Linked DNA regions of Homo sapiens: region 1 is linked to region 2. The links are chromatin contacts, found by Hi-C in ENCODE. All regions are on one chromosome and are shown on one strand. The core of a region is the stretch at or near the end of the contact, and the rest is flanking DNA. Distances in the headings are between cores, read along the strand shown.

Region 1 (4,694 bases), core at 983-3,482, 2.0 Mb after region 2:
TAGAGCTGAGTGAGTAAGGCTGGGGAGTGGGCTAAAAGGTGAGAGAGACAGAAAGGCGGGGCCACAGACCCCATCTAGAGAGAGTTCTGAAAATGAGGGTAAGTAAAATGGGTAGGTGGCACCCACTGGGGCATCTTTAGAAAGTTGATGCATATATTTCAAGTAAAGCTTTGGATAAGCTAAAAGATTTTGTGGCTATTTTCAAAGCCAATACCCACTTTTACCAAGTTAAAACATTAAAAAACAAAACAAAAACAAAAATCTATTACAGTGTTAGAAATGCAGTAAAACAAATATGCAGTGGCAGAGAAACTATTTTTATCCTTTAAAGTTATTTAAAATGTTCTGTTCTTTGGAAAGCTTTAAAAAAATAATCAGCACACAGAACCCTTGGTTTAGGGGAAAGGGATAAAATGAAAGCAGTGTTAATTATTACAAGCTGATCTGAAATAGGCCATAAACTCACCAGCATGAACACAATTATTTTGAAAGTCTTCTTTGTGATTTGAAAAATCATAGAATGCAAATTGTAGTTTTAAAATAAATTAGTGGGCTCTAATTCTATTGCTCAGTAATTCTCATGGTGGCGGGGGGAGGGGGGGGTCTCTGCAAATCCCAGCACATGAAAATATTTTACTTTGTCAGCAACACTGGGAAAACTGGAGGAAAGACAAATAGAGGGCCACAAAGAATAGAATAAAGGCAAAAAGTCAATTCAAAGAGCAATGCTGGGATCAACTTCCTGTTTACGGTATTTAAATATGAAATGAATTGGCAAGCTCTTCTAATAAATAACCCCAATCACATTTTTGTTCTTTGAAAGCAGCATCTTATACATAATTTCTGATGCAATATAAAAGAGCCACTTGTGTTAATCATTAAAAAGGAAAACTTATAATGTGGCATAAAACATGGAAAGCAAAGAAATTAAAATTCATTAGCCTGGGCGCAGTGACTCGCACCTGTGATCCAAGCACTTCAGGAGGCCGAGGCAGGTGGATCACTTGAGGTCAGGCATTCCACACCAGCCTGGTCAACATGGTGAAAGCCCGTCTCTACAAAAAATACAAAAATCAGTCGGGCATGGTGGTGCATGCCTGTAGTCCAGCTACTTGGGAGGCTGAGGCAGGAAAATTGCTTGAACCCAAGAGGCAGAGGTTTCAGTGAGCCAAGATTGTGCCACTGAACTCCAGCCTGGGTGACAGAGTGAGACTCTGTCAAAAAAAAAAAAAAAAAAAAAAAAAAAAAGAGAGAGAGAGAGAGTGCCACTGAAATGAAATGGTAGAAGTGATGTGATCAGATTGCATTCAATAAATACTTACTAAACACCTACAATGCATTAGGCAGTGTTACAGGTGCGAGGATATAACAATGACCAAGATAAAGGAGGTCTCTACCCTCAGAATCTACATTCTTTTTGTGAAGACTGATAAAACAAGACAATGGTCAATATCATCTCGTTTTGCAATAGGCGTTACAAAGAAAAGAAAATAGGATAATTTCAGAGAGTAACTGGGTGGTGGGAATGAAGACATCTGGAGAAGCTGCTCTGAGGAGGTAAATTAAGTTTGAGTTGAAACCCTGGATAGCAGCAAACAGCCAGCGATGCAAGGACCTGGGGAAGGAGTTTCCTGGGCAAAGCTAGAGTAAAGGCCCTAGGCAGGAACAGCCCTGTGTGTTGAAGGAATAAGAATGCTGGCAGGGCTGGAGTGCAGTGGGAAGAGGTGAGGTGGGCAATTGTGGTGGCTCAAGATGAGGTCAGTGAGGTTGGTGGGGCTACATCATGTAAACCTTCTTCAACAGGAAGCCACTGAAGGGTTTTAAATAAGGAAGTAGCATGATCTGACTCACATTTTTAAAATATCTCTGGCTGCTGTGTGGAGAAAAAATTCTAGAAGGAATAAGGAAGAGGCCGGGAAACTGGACAGGAAACTCTTAAAACACTAGGCAACAGAGGAATGGATGTGGAGAGATGAAGGAGGCAGGCGGTGTTCAGCGGCAGAGCTGACAAGCAGGACTTGCATGCATCAGATGAAGGGAACCAAGGGAAATGAGAGAATCTAAGAGGATTCTCACTGGGGTTTTTGGTTTGAAGTGGAAGGATGAGATGACGGTGGCATTTACGGAATGGGGAAGACCAAGGGAGGAGCAAGTTGGGAATAAAGTGAGGAAATCAAGTGCTCTAGTTGGGACATGGGTCATGTGACACGCCTATGAGGGCGTGTCATATTGTGAGGGCACACAATATGAAGCAGAGACGCCGATCTGAAGGTCAGGGCTGGGGCTATGTATCTGGACGGCATCAGATAGTACTGTTTGTTTTAAAGTGGCAGGGACTGGACGAAAGAGCCAAGGGGCGGAGGATAGATGGAGGACAGAAGAGTTTAAGTAGGAGCTACTGGACACTGATGTTAAGAGGCTGGCCAGGGGAGGGGTTGGCACAAGAGACAGGCAAAATGTCCAGTGAGGTGGAAGGTAGCTCAGAAGCCACAGTGTTTCAGGATGGAGGGGGGGCTCCATTGTGCCCAAATGTTGCTGGGAGGGCAAGTAACAGAGGATAAAGTAAGATCTGGCAACAAGGAGGGCACTGGCAACCTTAATAGCAGTTCCAGTGCAGCGCTGGGGCAAGGAGCTGGACTGAGAGCAGGAAGGGGAGGAAGTGGAGGCAGTGACCACAGACAACTCTTTCGGGAAGCTTTTTGTGTAAAGGGGAGCAGATAAATGGGCTGGTAGCTGGAGGAGGCTAAGGAATATCTAGAGAGAACCTCTAGAGGTGGGAGAAACTAGAGCATGTCTGTACACACCACAGCAGAGAAGGAACATGTCACAATCAGCTAAGGCTGAGGATAACGATGGGAGCAAGGTCCCTTGTAGATGACGAGGGGCAGGATCTAATGCCCAAAAGGCAGGGTGGGCCTCTGGCAGCAGCATGGACCTTTTATCTCTGGTAACAGGAAGAAAGGCAGTGTGCGTGTTAAGTCCAGAGAAGGTGAAGGCCAGAGTGCTCTGGCAGAAGGGCAGAGAAAGGGCTGCAGAGAGGCAAGGCGGGAGGCAGGGAGAACAGAGACAGCTGTCCGAATCATCTTGGAGCAAGAAGGTGCCATCAACTATAGTGGCTGTGGGGGTCAGGGAAAAGCAAGATGTGGTGACTGATTAGATGCAGGGGTGAGACACAGTGTGGTCAGGAATGGCCACCTGGCTTTTCTGTCTGGGCAGCTTTGTGGGTGATGCTGCTATTCACGGGGAGAATGACTCAGGAGTAGGTTGTAGTTGGGGACAAATGACAGTTCACTGAGGGACACACGGGATGCCTGCAGGACACCCAAGCACCTGTGTCCAGTCAACTGGGCCCATGAGCCTAGAGCTCAGGGTGTAAATGAAGGCATCAGAGTGGCTGGAACCTGTGAAGGAGAAGAGATGAGGGGAGGAAAAAAAGCACCTTAAGCATAACTGGGTAAAATAAAGCAGCACTATTTCACAAGTAAGTGGGACAGTCGGAAGTTACAACAGCCAAACTGGAATCGAGAAAACTCATAAAAAGAATAAAGGAAGAACTATAAAAGCCTAGAATCTGTCAGTATAAGAAGCAAACAATAAATGATAGATCTGAGTCACCAAGAAAAAGTTACATGATAAGTTATGTTCAGCACAATTTACATAGTGGAAAAATATATAGCACATTAGAAAATGATTTCTTAAAATTGTTAGAAACATTTCAGGTAGAAAAATCCATTTGAGAGAACATCATTTTCTGATATACCGGTAAGTGAATACTTACAAACTGTACATATCAACTATATATTAGTGTAATACTGTCCCACAGTTTTAGATATTTGTAAGTGACTAATCAATCATAAGTAACTTTTAAAACGGAGCTTGAGGGGGAAGCAAATGATATCAGGTCTCCAGTCCACAATGCTTTATTTAGAGAGATCTGCTCATGTGTGCCCAATTTTCTAGGCTCAGTCTAAGAATTAAGGACAAAGAAAAAGAAAACCCAAGTGAAATCTAGGCTGCCTTCCTCCTGTGGGATACGGCTGGGAATATTATCGAGGTGATGAAGTCTGATCTGTGTCAAGCCTCAGAACAAAAAAGCTTTTATGGCAGAGCTGATTTGTCCCAGTCCTTGTCGCACGTTCCCACTTGATAAAATGCTTGGGGTGCTATTTTACTTATACAAGGAAACAGGTGGGTTTGAAAGAGCTATTTTGGAAATATGCCAAAACAGCGGATTCCCCTGCTTGACTTTTTAAAAAAGTACATTGGTCATTATCTCCCATCTTAAACTGAGCAAGTCCCTGTGATTCGGGTTCTCTGTCACCAAACTGCTTGTCCACATATGCATCAAGTGCCTCTGTCCACTACGATGTTAAACCTATTAGAGCTGCAGTGGAATGGGGAAGAAGAGTTATAGAGATGTTCTTGTCACCTCTGACTTGAACCTATTCACTGATGTGCAGTGCTACTTCCAATTCATTTAAAAATGATTCCAGGAAAATATTCCCCAGTCCTCAAGCTGTTTGAAGGCCCAAGAGTGTGACACATGGAACTACCTCTGCAGGATCGTGATGACTGTTCTGAGGTTCTAGTGAGCACTATGAAGAAGTGGAAACGAGGCCGAATATGCTGACGTATGGTAATCAAAATAAGAAATTGAGGCTTGCTTCCTGGGGGCAGAAGCTGGTAGAGATCTC
Region 2 (4,714 bases), core at 849-3,348:
ATTCTCCTGCCTCAGCCTCCTGAGTAGCTGGGACTACAGGTGCCCGCCACCATGCCCGGCTAATTTTTTGTATTTTCAGTAGAGACGGGGTTTCACCATGTTATCCAGGATGGTCTCGATCTCCTGACCTCGTGATCCGCCTGCCTCGGCCTCCCAAAGTACTGGGATTACAGGCGTGAGCCACCAAGCCTGGCCAAGTATTCTCTTTAAACTGAAAGAAGGCATAGTTAGAATTTCTAATTGCCTTTAATTAAATCTATCACCTCCTAAGTATAAACAAAAGTGGTGAAATATTTTTGGATATACCAACAATGAACAGTTCATTAATGAGAATGAATTTTACCTTTCTGACGGTTCCCATTACATAACTTTATTCATTTTGAGGAAGGCAAGGGCTGACCATTTTATGCTCATCTACTATGGTCACCTATTAAAGGCTGGAATTATGATAATCCAAGGGGGAAAATAAAATATTTAAAATGAGATTGGTCTAAGTAGGAGAATGAACATCAGGCTAAGTGTTAATTTTGTCCCATTTAGTCAGCTCCATAAATCTTGAGAAGCCATTTTTCTTCTCTGTGCCTCAGTGTCCTCATCTGTATGTTAGAGGGCTTGGATTGGCTGATCCTGAAGGTCACCTCCAGTTCTGAGGTAGTCCTTGAAAACATGAGGACTGAAGCCTGGCCTAAGGCATGGGTCTTATTGTGGTATTGTGGACTTGACCAAATGTTAACCTTTCTGACCTTCAGTTTTCTCCTCAGAAAAATGAAGGGGCTGGGCTATTCTTTAAGGACACCTCTGTTCTGCAGTCCAGATAAATAAAAGTGTGAGGGGAAAAATCTGGAAAAATGCATAGAGTGAAGCTCAGCATGGCCACTGGGTGGCGATCTTGTTCCATGTTAAGAAAAATTTTATGGCATTTACCAAGAGTTTCAAAGTTTGACTTAGCATAGTGAAGAAAGACTTTCAAAAGGATAAAAAAACAGGGCAGCAAAAACCAGAATTATGGGGGAAGTGACAATAAACAGCAATGCCAAATAAGAGACATAAAATCCCTGTAGCCAAGGCAGTAAAACATAGAGGGGTATATGAGAGTTGTGTTTTGGGTATTATTTAAAGGAATATAGGGAGAGGAGTACATTGTAAATTCACATAGTTTTTGAAAAACATGACATAAAAGTTAACTCTAACATTTAAAAATTAAACTTGTAGAATTACCAAATACCTTAAGACTGTGCTAGAGTACTGAAGTCTAAACTTGAACAATCCAAACCAAATCAGTAAACATTTGTTATTTCTTTTGTTTAAATCTCAAAGGAACACTTAAGGGAATTGTAACACTGTTCCAATCTTTTGATATTAAATCAAGTGAGCCAATGAACAAGTTGTGAGCTTTTTTGCATTTTATGGGAGGAGGTGGTCTGTCTCACTTACCTTGAGAATCTTGGGATGATTGTTCCTGGGGCTAGCCATTGCCCCTGCATTGGGTTGAGGGCCATTTCTCGGGGAAGAGCCGAGCATTGGGAGGAATGCAGAGGATAAAGGTTCTCTGATCATAGTGCCGCCCACCTCTATCTCTAGAAAAGGTTATATTCAAAGAAAAACACAATTTTCCCACCAAAGCACCACTCGGCATGAAGGGAAGAACCCAGAGACTCGAAGAGGACCAGGTTCACACTCCTGAAGATGGCAGATTATGTCTCATGCAATAAGCCGAGATCTGACAGCCAGAGGATGACTAGGCCACAGTCTGCCATTTCCTGTTGTTGACTTTTCTGTTCACCATCCCCTCTGGTTTTCTCCCAGTTAGTCCTTATCCTCCTTTTGCTAGGTGGATACAGGTTTCTTCTGAGGGCCAAAGCCTGGGCCCTATTGCTCTGGTTGCCATGGCTGTTTCTTTTCTCTCCTTTCCTTTGATACATTAGCTATTAGCTTACGTAATCCTCTCACCGGTGGATGTTCCCATTCAAAAGGCAAAAAAAAAGTTATATTGCTAAGTAACCTTTAACAATGAATACCATTCATTATGTATTTGCTTAATGATACAAAGGCATTGTTTGCTCTATTGCAGGTGATAACAGCAGATCAAAGACCCCGAGGCCGCCGGAATGTGCTTGAGAAGAGCCAGCAGAGACTGTGTGGAAATTATGCTTAGCATTTATGTTGCACTTTATACTCTTAAAGGATTCTGCAATTATTAATTAATTATCCCACACAATAGCTCTATGAGGAAGGTCAGTGTCAGTAGCTTTATTTTACAGATGAAGAATCAGATAGCAGTTAAGCGATTCCCCCCTTCCCACCTCAACATTTAAAGATCTCATGTCAAAGCAGACCTGGGGTGGGGGCAGCAGGTAAGTTACAAAGTGACTGAAGAGTAAACAGACTAGGGCTGCCTCTTGCCCAGGCTCCACTTCCTTTGATCTGTCTTTTGAAAGCCCTCTGAACATAAGCTAGGTTCTGGACTTGCATACTGCCTCCCTGGGCAGCCTAGTTGCTCTTGCTGTGCTTGTCTTTTCTACATATCCACTGTTGTGTGTGTAATTTTAATTTCCTTTTCATTCATTCATTCATTCATTCATTCATTCAATGAAACTTATTTGGGCATTTATTGTAGTTGATTTGGTTAGGAATATAGAAATGAAAAACATGATTCTTGCCTTTGAGGAACTTCAATTTCTTAATAGGGACACACACAGACACACACTGCTGGAGGACATGGGATGAAAAAGGTGTTAATTCTTCTTGGCAGCATCACGAAGGTCTACACTGAGGAGATGGTGTTTGAGCCAATCTCTTGATAATGCCATGCTTGTGATCCAAGCAGCAGGATCCTGATGGTCCCTAAAGGAGAGATGATAGAAGGTATCCTGAATGTCGGCGACTTCACATTTGCGAAGGCCAAAGCCTGTTAGGTCAGGCCTCCTGTTGGCTAGTGTGATAGACTCTTATCCTATAGTGTTTTAATTATTTGTGTGAATGTTTTCCCTTTTTACGAGACTAGAAACAATTTTAAAATGAGGACAAATTCTGACGGCCCACAGCATATTGTAGGGAATAACAGCAGGAATAGCTACCATGTATCGAGTAAATGAGCCTATTCTGTTTAGTGCTTTACATAGCTGATTAAGCCTGCCAAAAACCTTTGAGGCAGTATTGTTCCCCCACACTGTTTTTTTTTTTTTTTGGGAAAGTTTAAGTAATTTGCTCATAGCTACATAGTTCTGTGTGCTATTGAACAAGCTTATAGTCCCCACATGTAGCTTATAGTCCACGGCAGAAGACAGACATTAACCAATAATAACCATATATCAATGTATAATTACAACCTGTAATAAAGTCTCTGAAGGAAAAAACAAAACATGCAGTATAGGAGAAGCTAGCACAGAATGACCAGATCTGCCCTTGGGCCAGTAGACGTGAGGAGAGATATGAAGGAAAGGCCAAGGTCAGGGAGCGCGTACCTGGAGGTTCTGATGGTGAGGCTGAGTAATGAAAGATACGTGGGTGTTAGGTAGTCCAAAGAGAAAGCATGTGCAAAGGCCCTGGTGTAGGAGGGAGCTGGGAGTATCTGAGAATCAGCAGGCAGGTCTGCTGTATAGAGGAGATGACTGGAGAAGGAGAGGTGGCACATCTTGTAAGATTGTGTAGGCTAGGATAGAGCTTGATGTTTAGAAATGATAGGCATTGCATTCGCAGGTTTTAAGGGAATGCATTCTTTGATGAGATGAATAGTCAATCTGGGTGCAGTGGGGAGAGCAAATGGGAGAGGAGTCAGAGTGTGAGAAGGGAAAGTGGTTAAGAGGGTATTATAGTAATTCTGGGGTGAAATAATGGTGAGGCCAGGGTGGCAATGGTACACAGGGTGAGAAACATGTGTGTGAGATATTTGCAAAGTCAAGGACAGGTCTTGGCGATGGGTGCGAAGAAGTGGGGTGGGGAGGGAAAGGAAGGTGTCAAGGCTGATTCCCAGGTTCCTGGCTTGGACAGGTGAATGGTTGGAGATATATATAGGATGTGGTTTTGTATGCTGGAGGGGGACCAGGAGTTTGAGAGGAAGGGTTCTTGAGTAGGTGGCAGAGGAATAATTTGAATCTAGGTCTGTTTTTCATCAAAATGTGCTTCTCATCAATTCCTGAAACATACACATATTTTTGGAAATCCACACTGAATGACTCTTCCATCTTGCTAGTTCTGATCAGCTTCTATTGTCACCACTGTGATCTTCCGGAAGAAATGCATTCACTTTTGTTGCATAATCAATAAGTGACATCGGTGGGAGAAATGTCCATCCGGACCGGAAGGTATGGGAGGTCCTTTTTGGGAGGTGATACCTGTAATTCCTCAAACCTTGCTATTCAGCAGTGAGAGTTACGCTGCCTACGTTGAGCTCTGGCTCAAACTGCTAGGGTTTGAATCTTGCCCCATGACTTGCTATCTCTGTGATGTGGGCATATTGTTTAACATTTCTAAGCCTCCCTTTCTGTAAAAAGGAGATAATAACAGTATCTTCTCCATCATGAAATTGGCTGAAAGATCAAGGCTGCTGCTAGCCCACAGGACACCTTTGTGTGAATTAGAGAAAGGCTCTCATTCCTCAAGTGAAAAAAGAACTTTTGAAGTTAGTATATTATATACTATCATTAATTACAATTATACAAACATAAAGTCATTCTGAATAAATACTGTACATCAAATGATTAAACAATGTAAT

The links. A loop is a pair of places that touch in the nucleus more often than their neighbours do. Pooled maps may share reads with other maps.
Region 1: a pooled map of heart left ventricle shows a loop between it and region 2 (2.7-fold over the local background). The contact joins two enhancer-like sites. A Hi-C loop is called at or near these places in 7 of 50 pooled maps.

Annotation. Positions count from the first base shown.
Region 1 is chr6:157,303,244-157,307,937 of GRCh38, forward strand. All of the region lies in intron 3 of TMEM242 (transmembrane protein 242), which reads right to left. Among named protein-coding and RNA genes, the nearest start is that of TMEM242, 18 kb to the right of the region's middle. Within about 2 kb of position 2,233, at least 14 of the 41 ENCODE cell types and tissues checked have a DNase peak (open chromatin) inside an H3K27ac peak, as active enhancers do.
Region 2 is chr6:155,326,818-155,331,531 of GRCh38, forward strand. No RefSeq gene overlaps it. Among named protein-coding and RNA genes, the nearest start is that of TFB1M, 15 kb to the left of the region's middle. Within about 2 kb of position 2,099, at least 2 of the 41 ENCODE cell types and tissues checked have a DNase peak (open chromatin) inside an H3K27ac peak, as active enhancers do.